Regions from separate parts of the Homo sapiens genome. Here region 2 is linked to region 1. A link is a loop called in an ENCODE intact Hi-C map of the cell type or tissue named here. Cell type or tissue: CD4-positive, alpha-beta T cell. All regions are shown on one strand.

The links. Hi-C counts contacts between places; a loop is a spot of excess contacts. Peaks named below come from ENCODE experiments on the same cell type or tissue, not always from the same donor. Only the 100,000 strongest peaks of a DNase experiment are listed, where the experiment ranks them.
Region 2: it touches region 1 in a loop (4-fold over the local background); 4 of 110 quality-filtered maps call a loop at or near these places.

What each region holds. Positions count from the first base shown.
Region 1 is chr10:2,974,615-2,982,614 of GRCh38, reverse strand. LOC105376352 (a long non-coding RNA gene) reads left to right here. Exons shown (of 4, transcript XR_001747271.2): 3 at 5,843-6,045; 4 at 6,164-6,265. Among named protein-coding and RNA genes, the nearest start is that of PFKP-DT, 88 kb to the left of the region's middle. In CD4-positive, alpha-beta T cell, CTCF peaks have their summits at 4,019 and 4,274 (motif pointing right); no DNase peak of the experiment used is centred here.
Region 2 is chr10:1,751,955-1,759,954 of GRCh38, reverse strand. LOC105376345 (a long non-coding RNA gene) reads left to right here. Exons shown (of 5, transcript XR_930537.3): 2 at 1-182; 3 at 6,400-6,555. Among named protein-coding and RNA genes, the nearest start is that of ADARB2, 18 kb to the right of the region's middle. In CD4-positive, alpha-beta T cell, no CTCF peak of the experiment used is centred here; a DNase peak (open chromatin) is centred at 4,204.

The DNA of each region.
Region 1 (8,000 bases):
TGAAATACAAGATCCAAAAGGATGGATGAGATGTGTTATTGCTGTACAGTTAACTGAATGCTCTGGAAAGATTAAATACAAACTACAAATGCTGTTGAATTAGACATGTGCAAGAAAACTAAGAATCGTTGAGAAACATTAAAAAAATCGAGATAGATTCTCAGATATCTTTAAAGATAAGTTCTTGATCTGTTTTAAGAAACAGTTGCATTCTTTCATGCTCGGTGGCTGTATTTTGAGGAACGAGGCACTGGGAGTGGCTTTCTAGGGGCTGGGGGCTGAGCAGAGGCCTGGCACCTGCGAAAGCATCAAAGAACAACTCCCATTGTGTCGTTTAGGCTAACAAGCAATATTTGTTGTCATTATTTTCTCTGCTTAACCCATTTTTAAAAATGAGCTTTTTTTTTTTTAAAGCAGTTGTGGGTTTGTCGCACAATTGAGTAGGAGGTACAGAGATTTTCCAAAAAACTCCCCTGCCCCCACACATAGCCTCCCTCACTACCAACACCCCCACTAGAGCGGTCCATTTGTTACCATCCATGCACCTATGTCACCGACACACCCTTGTCACCCAGCATTCAGAGTTTACGTCAGGGCTCAGCTTTTTACCTGTTAGGAGGGAGTGGCCACCTCCAAGCCCCTTACATCCTAGGTGGGAAGCTGGAAGCTCTTCTTCACCAACTTTTAAATTTAATCGACCTCCTACTCATACAACTTTTGCTGCATGGGAGCTTTGGAAGGTTAAAAAAAAAAAAAAAAGAAAAAGAAAGAAAGAAAAAAAGAACTGATCCCTCCAAAAAGGAACACTGAAGTGCTGAGGTTCCCAGATGAAATCACAGCTCACAGCGTCATCACAGGAATTTCTGGATAGAAGCAAGCAAGTGCTTTGGGGGCAACTGAAGTTCATTCTTTGACCACTGTCTGCTCTCCGCTGTGCCCGTGAGCACAGCTGGCCAAGCCGATGGCAGAAACGGGCAAGGATGTCCTGATCCTCTAGCTTCCGGCGGGGTGTAAGCAACCCCGGCACGTTTATCCAAAACACGCCCATCCCGCTGCCCTGCAACGCCTTGTGAATGAATCGTGGACCTCCAGCGCCAATCACTGTTCAGGGGCTTCCTGCCTGCTCTGCGCTGTGCCCTCTGGTGCCTCGGCTTTTGGAGAGAGTTGAAAGACTCTTCACTTATCACGCACTGGTCCCACAGTAGAGGACCTAGCGATGGACACGGGACACTGGGCAGGATTCAATTATGTTTCTCAGTTTGATCGAATGCTGCTGAGTCATTTTCTTTCTTTTTTTTTTTTTTTTTGCTTTGTCACCCAGACAGTGGGGTGACCACGACTCACCACAAACCTTGACCACCCAGGCTCAAGCAAATCTCCCCGTCTAGCCTCCTGAGTAGCCGGGGCAACAGTTGCATGCTATCACGCCTGGCTAGTTTTTTATTTTTTGTTTTTTGTACAGATGAGGTCTCACTATGTGGCCCAGGCTGGTGTTGAAATCCTGGGCTCAAGAAATCCTCCCACCTCAGCCTCCCAAGTGCTGGGATTACAGGCATGAGCCCCCATGCCCAGCCTCTGAATCATTTTCTTTAGGTTAGCAAACTATTCGGCCAGATCTTTTAAATACATGAATGCTTTATTGTTTTGTTTTCCTTTAACTCATTCTGTTCTCCACACTCATTTAAGGAGACAAGTCTGTTCATTTCTCCACCAGATACATTTTACTGTAGGATTTGGGAGTGACAAAGCCGCGAGTCATTTAAACAGCGGGGTTGCATGGCTCAGAAGAGTTGACTACTCACATAAGTCAGTGTATTGGCGGAGGAGGAAAAATACTCCTTTAAATACGAGTAATAAAACAATATTAAAAGTAGACCAGGCTGGACGCAGTGGCTCATGTCTGTAATCCCAGCACTTTGGGAGGCTGAGATGGGTAGATCACAAGGTCAGGAGTTTGAGACTAGCCTGACCAACATGGTGAAACCCCACGTCTACTAAAAATACAAAAATAGCCAGGCACGATGGCACGTGCCTGTAATCGCAGCTACTCAGGAGGCTGAGGCAGGAGAATCGCTTGAACCCAGGAGGCGGAGGTTGCAGTAAGCTGAGATCGCGCCATTGTACTGCAGCCTGGGTGACAGAGCAAGACTCCATCTCAGAAAAAAAAAAAAAAAAAAGTAGACCAAGGTTCCCCTCAAGCAACTGCTTTCATTCAAGTATGTTTTTCTTTCTCCTCGGAATGCTCCCTTAGTCACTCACTGGCTGTGCGAATCTGGGCAAACTGATTTTTCTGTCTGTGCCTCAGGTTCCTCTCTGTGACACAGGGAACGTGATCATGCCAACAACATCCTTTGCTGTGAACATCAAACAAACAAACACATGTGATGAAGTTACAACAGCCCCTAGCCCATAGGAGGAACTCAGATGTAAGTATTATTGTTTCAGTGTTCCCTTTGAAGATAAAAGACAAGCCCCAATACTCTGCAAGTTGTCTTGCTCTGTGCTGGACTTTCCACAAACCAGAGGATGTCAGAACAGTTTCCAGAATTTTCCATGCTAAAAAAGAATCATATGAAATTGTGGCAGGCCAGGTCTCACTAATGCAGGCCTCCGTAACAACAGTTTCAGTAGGCCTTTCCTGGGCCTTAAAGCATGACAAAATAATGAAGGAATTCTTAACAGGGCCCATTTAGGATTAAACAAGTTTTATTGGGGCCTGAAGGAACTGCCCAAACCTCCATGATTTAGCAGGAGACAAGATAAGGGTAATCACCCCGGAACCTGGACCATTTGGTGAAGTAAACTTACTGAGGCTCGAGAGGAAGGTCTTCAGGACTCAGATATTAGTTATAGACTAGAAGAAGTTTATCATCTGTGTCTTTAGATGAATGCTTAGAAGGTAGATAAGCTCTGGAAAACTTTGTAATTTTGAGTTTGTCTGGCAATAATTTCCAGGTCTTCTCCCTGTAACCGGTGGCAGAAAATAAAATCTCTCTTCCTCCCCAGTTCATCTGCATCTCATTATTGGGCTGAGAGAAATAGCCGCCTGCCCCTCAGTTTGGTCTGAGAACAAAACATCTGAAGCATGCGATTATTTTCGCAACACTTGTCTTCCGTTTCTGCCATAGCCTGTTAAAGGAGTTCTGCAATGTGTGGGGCCAAACTGCAGCTCAGAGAGTCTCCAGTCAAGAAGGAAGCTGGCCAGGAACTACTGGACGCTTGGAAATGTCCAGCCTGTCCCCAATTCCTGTTCCCCTGGGCAGCTGCCCCCGCCTTGCTGAGGGCTTGAGTCTCCTTTCTCCGACAGTAACATTTACCAATGCTAACATGTTTGTTTTCTCCTCTTTGGAGAAATGTTTGTGATAAATATGCAATATTGATTGCAGAGGTACTGATTGTGATGGCTTATTTAATATGTATTGTTCTGGAATGTAGATCAACTTCTATATTGAAAGGCAGAAATGTCTGAAGTGGTTTAATATTTACCCTGCTTTGCTGCTTTCAGATTGAATGCTTACATTTTTGGTTTCTTTTTCTTTTTTGAGGCAGAGTCTCGCTCTGTTGCCCAGGCTGGAGGGCAGTGGCGCCATCTTGGTTCACTGCAACCTCCACCTCCCAGGTTCAAGTGATTCTCGTGTCTCAGCCTTCTGAGCAGCTGGGACCACAGGTGGGCGCCACCACACCCGGCTCATGTTTGTATTTTTAGTAGAGACGGGGTTTCGCCATGTTGACCAGGCTGGTCTCCAACTCCTGGGCCTCAATCAACCCACCTGCCTCGGCCTCTCAAAGTGCTGAGATTACAGGAGTCAGCCACCACACCCAGCCCTGAACTTTTACTTTTAATTATTCCAGAGACAGTAACAATCAAGATATACCAATTGTGGCTCAAAGTGAGAAGTGAGAATTCTAGCTAAAATTGTAAGAAAAAAAAAAACCAAACTGTAACAACCAACCTACCAGATAAAGAAGAGAGCCAGGATTTTTAATTTTAAAATTTCTCAGAAATGTTATAGAAATGTATCATTGTATTAAATGCAAGCTGTATTGATCAGATTTGTGAAAATTCAGTTTTCTTTCCTAGTTTTCTTACAGCCCTGGGATTTAAATGACTTTTCCAGAAAAAAAAAACCAAACCAGAATAATCCATAATTTGTAAGGAGAAAATCAAGACTGGATAATTATTTTACTTTTGAAATTTTTTTCTTGATTATAGTTTAAAAGGTAGATTGGAGTCTGCAGGTACCATAAGACTGAATTTACAAGGATTTGTTCATTGTTTTCAGAGAATGAAATCTGTATTCAGCATTTCAGACACTAGAGGGAAGCGTTTGACTGACTTAAGGCTCCTCCAGTTCAAGAGGAGAGAGAGAGGGAGAGAGAAACTCAAATGCTCCTCTGCGATAATGTCCATTTTTTTGTTGTTGTTTTCCCTGATTTTCTCTCCCTTTTTTCTTTCCCTCCCTCCTTCCTCACTTCCTTCTTTTATTTTGTCTTTCTGTTTTCTTATAAAGGCAATCTTCTTAAGAGCTCAAATGAACATTCATATTTTATGCATTTAGAGAACAAAGAGGCCATGAGGTGTGTTCTCACTGTAATGGACACCAATCACGGTGTGAAATCACGGCACCTGGTTTTGGTCCTTAAACACCATTTGAAACCTTTGTTAGGTCAGTGGATATTAATTTCTGGGGCTATGTTTCCTCTCCATTTTTCCTGGGTTCTTTATTCCACCTGGAAGACGTTTCCCTCTGAAGTTGCTGGAGAGCAGAAGCAGGCCTGAAGCTCATCCTTCTAGGGAGCCTGCTGAGACTGTGACCGAAGTGTGAGTTCGTCACGGTCCTCACAGTCTTCATGGTCCTCACAGTCCTCCCTGGCTGCAGTGCGGTAACCGCACCCTGGCCCTTGGTGGACCAGGCAAAGAGGCGCCCTAGTCGACAGGGAGGAAGGCTATGGGCTCCTGCACTTTTTTTCTTTTCTTTTCTTTCTTCTTTCTTTCTTTCTTTCTTTCTTTCTTTCTTTCTTTCTTTCTTTCTTTCTTTCTTTCTTTCTTTCTTTCTTTCTTTCTTTTTCTTTTTTTTTTAAGACAGGATCTCACTCTGTTTCCCAGTCTGGAGTGCAGTGGTGCAATCATGGATCACTGCAGCCTTGACCTCCTGGGCTCAAGCAATCCTCCTGTCTCAGCCTCCCGAGTAGCTAGGACTATAGGCAAACATTACCATCTGTAGATAATTTTTAAAATTGTTTTTTGTAGAGACAGGGTCTTCATATGTTGCCCAGCTTGGTCTCGAGCTCCTGGCCTCAAGGGACCCTCCCACCCCAGCCTCCCAAAGCATGGGTATCATAGACATGAACCATCAAGCCCAGCCTCCAGCACTTTTTAAAAACTTTAAAATAGAATTAATAACAGTGGTTACTTTATGGGGTTTTGAGGATCCTATGATCATGGCATCTGGCATACAGGAAGTACTCAACGTTTATTACTTATTCTTGTTTTAAGTTCTAGTTATTTTAAAATCTCTTATTTCTTGTTAAAAACAGGTTGGAATTATTGCACTATATTGCACTATAATAATAATGATAATAATAATATTGTAACTGGTAATCCTTAAAATCTTCCTCCTAGACCATATAAACTGCTAAATGTTGAGAACTATGATTCTTGTTTGACATGTAGGGGAGTCACCTAATCCATACATTAAGGAATAAGAAATATCTTTTCAAGTATTCCTGTATTCAACTTAAAATAATATCTCCATCCCACGGAATTGTATTTTCACCTTCTTGATTGCCAACAAAAGAATGCTATAGCATAGAATATATTTTGTAATATTCTTTGATTTAGAGTTTCAGATTTCTGACCCACGGAAAGGCAAGATATTCTAATTCTGCACTGCCCAGTAGGGTGGCCTCTAGCCACATGTGGCCACTGAGATCCTGCAGTGTGGCCTGTCCAAGCTGAACCGAACTCTTGGTGGGAAATGCTCACCAGATTTGAAGACTTTGTATGACAGAATGAACAGAAATATCTTGACATTTTTGTCTCAGGTATATGTTAAAATAATATTTCACATATTGGGCTTAAAATATATTATTATTATTATTATTATTATTATTATTATTATTATTATTATTATTTTGAGACCAAGTCTTACTCTGTTCACAGGCTGGAGTGCTGTGGTGCAATCTTGGCTCACTGAAACCTCCGACTCCCTGGTTCAAGCAATTCTCCCTCCTCAGCCTCCTGAGTAGCTAGGACTACAGGCATGTGCCACTACGCCCAGATAATTTTTGTATTTTTAGTAGAGACGGAGTTTCACCATGTTGGCCAGGATGATCTTGATTTCCTGACCTCGTGATCTACCCACCTCAGCCTTGCAAAGTGCTGGGATTACAGGCGTGAGCCACTGTGCCCGGCCTTAAAAATATATTATTAAAATTGCTTCTATCTGTTTCTACTTAATATGCTTTAGAAAATTTAAAATGGCATCTGTGGCTTGCATTGTATTTCCATTGCAGTGCTCTCCTAACTAATTTTGTACATCAGAAAATTCAAACTATTACTTATTATAGCCTAATATTTTATTTTATTTTATTTTTTGGTTACAGGATCTTGCTCTATCACCTGGGCTGGAGTGCAGTGGCATGATCGCGGCTCACTGAAGCCTCATCCTCCTGGGCTCAGGTGATCCTCCTACCTCAGCCTCCCAAGTAGCTGAGACCACAGGCATGTGACACCACACCCAGCTAAGTTTTGCATTTTTTGTAGAGATGGGTTTTCACCACGTTGCCCAGGCTGGTCTTGAACTCCAAAGCTCAAGCCATCCTTCTGCCTCAGCCTCCCAAAGTTTTGGAATTACAGGTGTGAGCCACAGCATCTGGCCAATCTTAATATTTTAAAAAGTCAAACAAACTGATGGAGAAAAACAGGTTGAGGATGCATTCACTTGAGAGTTATTTATTAATTATCAATTATTATTATTATTATTATTATTATTATTATTATTATTATTGTTATTTTTTGAGATGGAATTTTGCACTTGTTGCCCAGGCTGGAGTGCAATGGCGCCATCTTGGTTCACCACAACCTCAGCCTCCTGAGTTCAAGCAATTCTCCTGCCTCAGCCTCCCGAGTAGCTGGGATTACAGGCGCCCACCACCACACCCAGCTAATTTTGTATTTTTAGTAGAGACGGGGTCTCTCCATGTTGGTCAGGCTGGTCTTGAACTCCTGACCTCAAGTGTTCCACCCCCCTCGGCCTTCCAAAGTGCTGGGATTATAGGCATGAGACACCGCGCCTGGCGAGAGGTATTTAAAAGGGGTCCACCCAGCAGGCCCTACCCATCCCTTCTCATTTGCTCTTCCTGTAGGTTTGATGACCTCTGAATAATTTGTCTTTTCGGAAAAGTGGCAAGTAAAGCCCTTTTTTTCCTTCTTCCTTACTTTCTTGGAAAAGCCGAGTGTGAATATGAATTATCAGCAAACTCATCAAACTTGGATGAAGGAAGGTGCTGGATTCTATCTGCGAGGGTTCCTGGGGTCCGATTTCGTGGCGTGGTTCTGGTCAGTGCAGGAGCGTGTGCTCTGCTGAGGGATCACGGAGGCCTCCTCGTAGTCAGGGCTCTCTGCTCCCACATGAGCTCATTGAGGCCCATCTCCCTAAAACATTTCTGCATTTACTCCTTAAATAAACACATTGCATTGCAGGCTGGGGAATGCCACACCATATTCTTCCCTTAAAATGTCAGAAAATGTCTGTGCTTTATAAAAATTCATTCTCATGTTAGCAAGCTTTACCCCTCATTCTCAGGGTGATGAAATCAGTGGAGATGGATGATATTATCCTGAGTTTTTTCTTCTTCTTGTATTTTAATGAGCTTCGTTGCTCTGCTCTCTCAGTTTATTAGAGATCACCCACTGCCGTGAGCCCAGGAGTTCAGCCGCCTTCTGTGGCTACCCAAGGACCCCCATTTCCATGTGATTCTAATCTTGCAATTCTCTT
Region 2 (8,000 bases), 1.2 Mb after region 1:
CCTGTGTGGCTGGGCTGACCCTGCCTTCAAGGAACACTTGGCTGAGCTCATCCCTGACTTGAACATGGACTTTGCATGCTACTACACTTTGACCACCAGCCTGACAGTGGCAAGAGAGGAAGATTGAGGCCCAGGCAGAGGTTTAGGGACCCCTGGCTTCTCGTGCACCACCAGCACCATTGGTAAGTAGATCGTTAAGTGGTGGGAACTAAACATTCCATTGACAGCATTAGTGTTGATCTATGTGTAGAACTATGAGGATTCACCTTTCCTATCTATAGACCAATATTCGGTTTCTTGATTGCTGCAGCCTTAGGTCTTGGTGTTAGGTATTACAGGTCCTCCAGCCTTGTACTTAATTTTCAAGATCAATTTGACTATTCTAGATCCTTCGCAAGTCCATAAGTTTAAGAGATGACTATCAACTTTCACCAAAAGCCACCTACATTATTATTGGGATAGCAGAGAATGTAGAATAGTTTGGGAACAGTTTACATTTTAACAATTTTGATTTTTTAAATCCATATGCTTAACATGTCTATTTATTCAGGACTTCCTTAATTTCCTTCAGGAATCTTTTGTAGTTTTTAGAGAATATTTGTACTAGTCTGTTTACATGCTGCTGATAAAAGCATACCCAAGACTGGACAATTTACAAAAGAAAAGAGGTTTAATGGACTTACAGCTCCACCTGGCTGGGGAGGCCTCACAATCATGGCAGAAGGCAAGGAGGAGCAAGTTACATCTTACATGGATGGCAGCAGGCAAAAAGAGAGTTTGTGCAGGGGAACTCCCATTTTTAAAACCATTAAATCTCATGAGACTCATTGACTATCACAAGAACAGCACAGGAAAGACCCACCCCCATAACTCAATCACCTCCCACCAGGTTCCTCCCACAACATGTGGGAACCATGGGAGTTAAAGTTCAAGATGAGATTTGGGTGAGGACACAACCAAACCATATCAATAGTTCTTATGCTTCTTTGATAAATTTGTTTCTCAAAGTAGTATGTGTTCTAATGGTTATTGAAGATGGAATTATTTAATTGCCTTTCCATAGTTTGCTGCTAGCATATAAAATTCAGTGGATTTTTATATGTCAACTTAGTGTCCTTTGTACTAAATTCATTACTAGATTCAGTAGAATTCTTTATTGTAAATTACTTAGGATTTTTCTACACTTGTGTTGTGAATAAGCACAGTTTAACCTCTCTCTCATATCTATATCTTGATTTCTTTTTCATGCCTTATTGCACTAGCTAGGAATTCAAGTACAAAGTTTAATAGAAATAACAAGAGTGGATACACTTGCCATGTTCCTGGCCTTGTGGAAAATGTTCAGTATTATACTCTTAACTGTGATGTTTGCTATTGACTTTTCCATAGGTTCACCTCCTTGAATCAAGCAAGTAGCCTTGAATTCTCAGTTTGCTGCATTTTAGTATCAGCAATATGCTATCCTTATAAATTGAGTGAGAAAATGTTCTTTTCCCCTCTATTTTCTGAAGGATTTGGGGGTAAGATTGGAATTATTTATTTTGTTAATGTTACACAAAATTTAGTGTGACTAAGTGTCAAGAATTTCTTTTTTTAATGAAGATGTTTTTTATAACAAATTAGAATTGCTTAATAAATGTCATACTCAGATTTCATATTTCATTTCCATCCATATTGGCAAATCGTGTTTTGAGGAAGTTGTCCATTTAATCTAGCTATTTTATTGGTATGAAGTTGATTCATAATATTTCCTTATTGCCTTTCTGATGTTATCAGGATGTGTGGTGATTTTTTTTTTCATTACTGCTATTGGAAGTGTGTATTTTTCTCTTTTTTCTTGATGGGTTCTTTTAGGAGCTTATCAACTTAATTACTGTTTTTCAAAGAACCAGCTTACAGGAAAAGCAGGTGTGATTGAACCGCCACACTCCTCATTTTTTTATTTTCTCCTTGCTCCTTCTTCATGGAGGCTTTATTTTCTCAAGTCTATTTTCTTTGACTTACCAGCTGCCATGGCTTCCATGGGCTCTGACACCACATATTTCCAGGTTCCTAACAGAGAGAGGCTCTTCCCTCCTCACACCCTCTTCCACTGCTCAAGCCAAAAGTAAAGAAAAAGAAGATAAAGAAAACACTTGGGGAAAGATTCTGAGTCCTTTCCTTTGTGTGTCCATGGGTCACGTGGACACGTGTGAATGAACGTGCATCACTGCACTCCACTCCCATGATTCCAGCCCTTTCCCACGATGGGCTCATCTGCCTCATCCCATCAACTCCAGGCTGCCCATGTTACTTGCTTTGGTCAATGAGAGGAGACTGGAAGTGATGTTGATCATGGCTGAGCAGGAGCTTTGAAAGCCATCTCATGGTTCAGTCACTGTTCTTTTCCTTCTACTTTGAGCACAGCAAAGCCCTAGATGAAGGTTGTCATCACCCTGGATTTGAGGATGAGGAGGACCTTGTGGAGCAAGGCCACAGCTGATAGGCAATGGTATTGGAAATGAGCCTTTGCTGTTGTAAGCCTTTCAGATGCCAGGAGTATTTGTTACTGCAGCAGCACCTGGCAGGTGATGACTAATACAGTTGGTTATGGGCCTGGTCCAAGTGTATATGCTTCAAACCCTCATGGCTCCTAAGAATTTTTCATTCAGGGGGCAAATCAGAATTAGAAAAATTGGAGGTGGGAAGGAATATATTCCCTAGCATAGAAGGAGTACAAGAAAAGCATTTTGAGGTGGATCTTGTCTTTGTGTTGATATCAGCCAACCACTCTTCTACTGAAACATTTTCTATGGCTTCTTTACAAAATAAAATTCAAATCTCCATGCTTCCATTAAAAGCCTTTCAATAACTCCCCCAGAATGACTTCCTCAGAACCCCTGAAACAAAGTAGACTATTCCCTTCCTTCTGCCTTTCAGCCTGAAATCTCTCTCCTGCTTCCAAACATACAAATCTGCAACATGAAGCAAAGCCATTTTTCTATTTCAAGGTTATTAGATACTCAAAAATTGTTTACTGGATTAATGAAAACTCACCTGCTAAATGAAGAATTCTCAGAATGCCCCAGCCTTATCTGCTCTTAATTCATATTTATATATATATATATATGTATACACATACACATATACATATACACATATATACGTATTTTCTATATATATGAAAATATATATGTGCATTTTCATATACATATATGTAAATGCATGTATATGTATATGTGTGTGTATGTATATATCAAAATTAGCAGAACTTGTTATAAGACTATATGAATTACTAGTTAACTTTTCATACCTTGGCATCTATTCCTTTGATACTACACAGTTGAAGAATTATGATGTACACATTTCCTGCAGAATATCTTGTGTGTGCCTTATCTGTGGCAGGTATTCAGATATTTTTTGATCGGCTATGATTCTTTCCTTTACTCATTCAGATTTACATGATTGATAACTCAATCTTGGTAACTGAAAATTCTCAGAAATCTTTTTCACTTTTCTAGCCCAAAGTGAATTTTTTGTGTCTTATTTTAAAACTTTATTTCCACGAACATGTGTGTATGCACTTAGAGTTTTTTAAACTACCTTAGCAATTTACTTACTAAAATATAGGTAGATATACTTATCAAAGTGCTGAATGAACTCTAACCATTCATTCCGATACAGCAGGTTACACCAAAAAAATAAAATAAATATTTTCCTTTACACTTTCTATTTTAGATTCAGCATTTCAATTTTCAATTTATTTTTGCCAGGTAAAGCACAGTAATTATTATGTTTTTCAAACATATTCTCTAAACATGACTGTGTTCCTTCTGTTCATTTGTGTGGACTTTTTCTCTTCTGTTTTTAATAATTAATTATCTTGGCATATCATAAAATTTTCTTTCCTAAATTATTCTAAGGCCAGTTTTGCTGGCACAGTTCCACAGGTCTATTCTGGGAGTTCAGCACCTGGGCATCTGGCTGCCCGCTGACTGTCCCACAGCAGCCTTTGCAGGGGGCTGTCTTCACAAACCAGTTGATTCATCTGCACACCGCATCCCCTTTTATTCAATACTTAGCAATAGATTTTTTCTTACATTTTCTTGCTCCATTTTTTTATGAAGCAAAGCAAGGTTGTTTCTGACGACTTAGAGGATGCTTTTGCTGATAAAAGAAAGGCAGGAGGAAGACCTCCCTGAGCCTGCAAGACCAGACCGGCGCTCTCCAGCGACCCCCTGTGGCCACACGGGACAAAGTCTGTCTCTCTGGCGTCATTTGTTACAGTTACTGGGGGGTGTGTGTGTGTGTGTGTGTGTGTGTGTGTGTGTGTGTGTGTGTGTGTGTGTGTTCGGGAGAAAACAGGGTTCTGGTTAGTTGCATTAGCCTGAAAATACGGCACTTGAAGCATTGATAAGCATTGATAGTACTGCACCTTCCTAGAACCCAGCAATAGAGACCTGCAGGCGTGAGTCTCAGGATGGCCTTAGAGTCGAGGGTGTGGCCAGCAGGCTCCGTCTTATGTGAGTGAGGCCGTGAGCTCTACTGGGGAAGCACATTTGTGACCAAGAGAAGAAAGAACTCCCTGGTATTATTCCAAGAACAAAGGAGAGGAAAGTATGTTTTACATAATGAGAACTAATTTATTACGAAATGCTGGTAAAAAGACAAAGCCTATTACAGGTAGCCACAGGCCTGGAGCTGCAGAGGTGATTTCTCTACATTCCAGTGGGACCTTTGGTTCCGGTGTTTCCCTGTCGTGTTGTTTTCAGCTGTGGGGTTTGTTTTGCTCCCTCCCTCTCCTCACACACTGGCATCTGAGCAAACTGGAGGCCTGCAGCGTCCTCGCCCCATGCCAGGTTCTCCCAAGCAGGGCAGCACCTGTGGGAAGGAACCCAGTGTAACGGCCCTTCCCCAGAGGCCCAGCGCTGAAGAGTGTGGGGTGAGGGAAAGAGAGGGCAGGAAGAGCTACAGAGAGAGGGGCCTTTGCTTCTCTCCAGCTACTCAGGGCTTCCAGAGAAATCTGTTTCAGAGGTAAAAGATGGATTCATCTCCCTCTTCCAAGAGTGAGGAGAAGTGGGAACTCGGAGAGTGGGGCAGCTTCTGTGCAAGGTGTCTCCACCCCAAGCCCCCCAGGTGACCCAAAGTGTGCTCTGCAGCTGCCCAAGGCCGTCCCTCACTTTCCAGCCGGTCCTGACAGCTCAGCCACTTGGCCTGAGCGGCTGGCTGGAGCTCAGCACAGACAAGCAGGACTTGAATGATTGCTCTCCGGCCGCACAACAATCCTATTGTTCTGAGCCCCGTGTCTGGCAAAATGCAGTGGAGCCGTAATTGCCGCTGCTTCCTGCACCCTGCAGCACAGCGAGCGGGGGTCAGCATCAGCCACAGGGCCTTCGCCCGGCGCTCAAAGAGCTCCTGTCTCCTCTCGTGCTCAGCTGATAAAATGCTAAATAGCATCAATGCTGACCATGCTTCTGCGACACAGAAAAGACTAAATCGCTTTACACTGCGACTTTGTTTCTCACAGGGAAGTGGAGCTGAGATGGATCACCTTGCGCATGCTCTCCCAACAAACAGAGACGTTTAAAATATCACAAAATCATTTATCTTCTGTAAAAGAGCCCGAGTCCAGCCAATTTACCTTATGATTCATTTCAAGAGACACAGATGATACAAGAAATCACAACAAAAAAAAAACTTCAGTCACCATTCTTATGAGGGGAAATAATTGGAAACTATATCAGAATACGTTGACTTTGACACATGTAGAAATGTACATAGATGGGCCTTTTGGGTTTGATCTTAGTTTGTTGCAGCCTTCATGACCGAGATAGGCAAAATCCTTGTATAACAAGAAGTCTCTAGCCGGACATCTGAATTTCATTTTTAACATTTTTGTTTTCTAGAGAACATTTTGATAATTGGCAAGGAAAACTAAAACAACAGAAACAAATTAGAAAAAAAAAATATAAACCTAAAGTAATTACTTATGAAACCCAGAGCAAAATTTGTTGAAATTTCTTAAGCTTGAAAATTTGAATTTATAGTACACCTAGAGAGATGTGAAAATTCTCTTTCATTTATTTTTTTCCATGTGCACCAAAAAACTTTTAAAGACAACGTAGATAAAAACAAAGGCATAACATACATAAGAAAAAAAACACTTGGGTTTTGAGCACATGTACTAATAGAGCTTCAAAAATAAGCCATTTCCTCTGAGGCGTGAGGATGATGAAAATTTCTGTCTTGAGTTGTAGAGAAGAGTATTTAGAACAATGTCTTTAATATCCACACCCAGATACAGTGGGTAGCAAACCCCAGGTGAGTGTTTCTCATGATTGTAGAAACTGTAATCTATAACACTCTTAGCAGGAAGTATTTAGACTTAGAGAGATGTGGATTTACTGTTTTTTCTCATAGCCATTTTCAGAAAGCTGCCTCCTTCCTGGGTCCTCTGAGACATCAGGTTGAGCAGTATTGTGGCTGTCATCATGAACCTTGTCATCAGGGACAGGCTCCAGTGTGTTTGAAATCACAGCCAGGAGACAGATAGATTCAAGCCACCTGCGGAGGAGGGTGAGCCTCTCTTTTTAACCATCTATGTCCCAAGGGGAAGCTTGATGACACCATATCTTCCCAAGTTTGCTTGATGGACAGTCTAAATAAATACAGTTGTTTCTCTTTTATATCAATAATTTGAACATCCCCCCATGCCTCCAAACACACAAATACTTTGCAGCCCAGTTGCACAGACAGGGTGTACAGAAAGAACTTATCCCTCCCACCCTACCCTGCCTACTTCTGTGGACCATGGACAGCACTGCTCGCACTTAACACATTCTCACAGGTGCCTTCACTCCTCACTTTGTCTTGAAGGCCATTGCCTCAAGTCAATCATTTCTTACCAATTTCCCCAATGCTTTGGAGAATACCTAGCTCTAAGGCTTGCTAACTACAGATCTGGCCAATGAATGAATGCGTGAATGAGTGAGTAATCCTATGGGAGGAAGACCACGACAGCAGTGTTTTTCTGCCATGGTCACTATTATTGCCCATATTTGAAAGGATAATTTCTGCTATTCCTTGTGTTCACATCATAACTCTTAGATGAGACCCTCATTAGGAGTGTGGTCAATTCCAAAAAGCTTAAATAATGAGAATGTACTTGCAATTGTTATCCTAGCTATTTAATAAGCAATTGAAGTTGAAGAATAGCATTATTAGGGTATTTCAGCTGATTGCAAGAGAAAATAACATTAAACTGCTAGTCAGCTTTCCTGCATGAGTATGCTCAATTCCTAGTGCACTTCCCTTTCTTACTTGATAAGTACGTGCCCTTCAGCTCTTGTTGAGAAATAAATTGCCCTACCTAGCTAGAGCAAAATGCTCTGCTAAACCTTCCAACGTAGATGGTGCAGAACACTGGTCCCCAGCATTCCTGTGTGTGTGGAGCAGAGTAGTGTCCCCATCCTTCCTGTGTGGATGGTGCAGAGTGGTGTTCCCAAACTTCCAGTGTGACAGAGCAAAGCAGTGCCCCCAGCCTTCCTGTGTGATGGAGCAGAGCTGTGTCCCTAGCCTTCCTGTGTGAATGGTGCAGAGCTGTGTCCCCAACCTTCCTGTGTGATGGAGCAGAGCAGGGGTCCCCAACATTTCTGCATACATGGAGCAGAGCTGTGTCCCCAGCCTTCCTGTGTGATGGAGCAGAGTGGTGTCTCCAACCTTACTGTGTGTGTGGAGCAGAGTAGTGTCCCCAACCTTCCTCTTTGCATGGAGCAGAGCAGTGGTGATTAAACTTGGCTGTGGGTTCAGGTTGCCTGTGGAGCTTTAAAAGGTGCTAATATTTGGATTCCAATCTCAGAGGCAGTTGGGAGTCCTTGGATTGCTTTTCAATGTCTCGACTTTCCCCCAACTTTTCTAATAAATAAATAAAGTTGAGAATCACTGATGATAAGATGGAATTGACTCTGTACTGACACTATGAAATTCTCTCAAACATTTTTATTTTAGTATATTTGGTACCT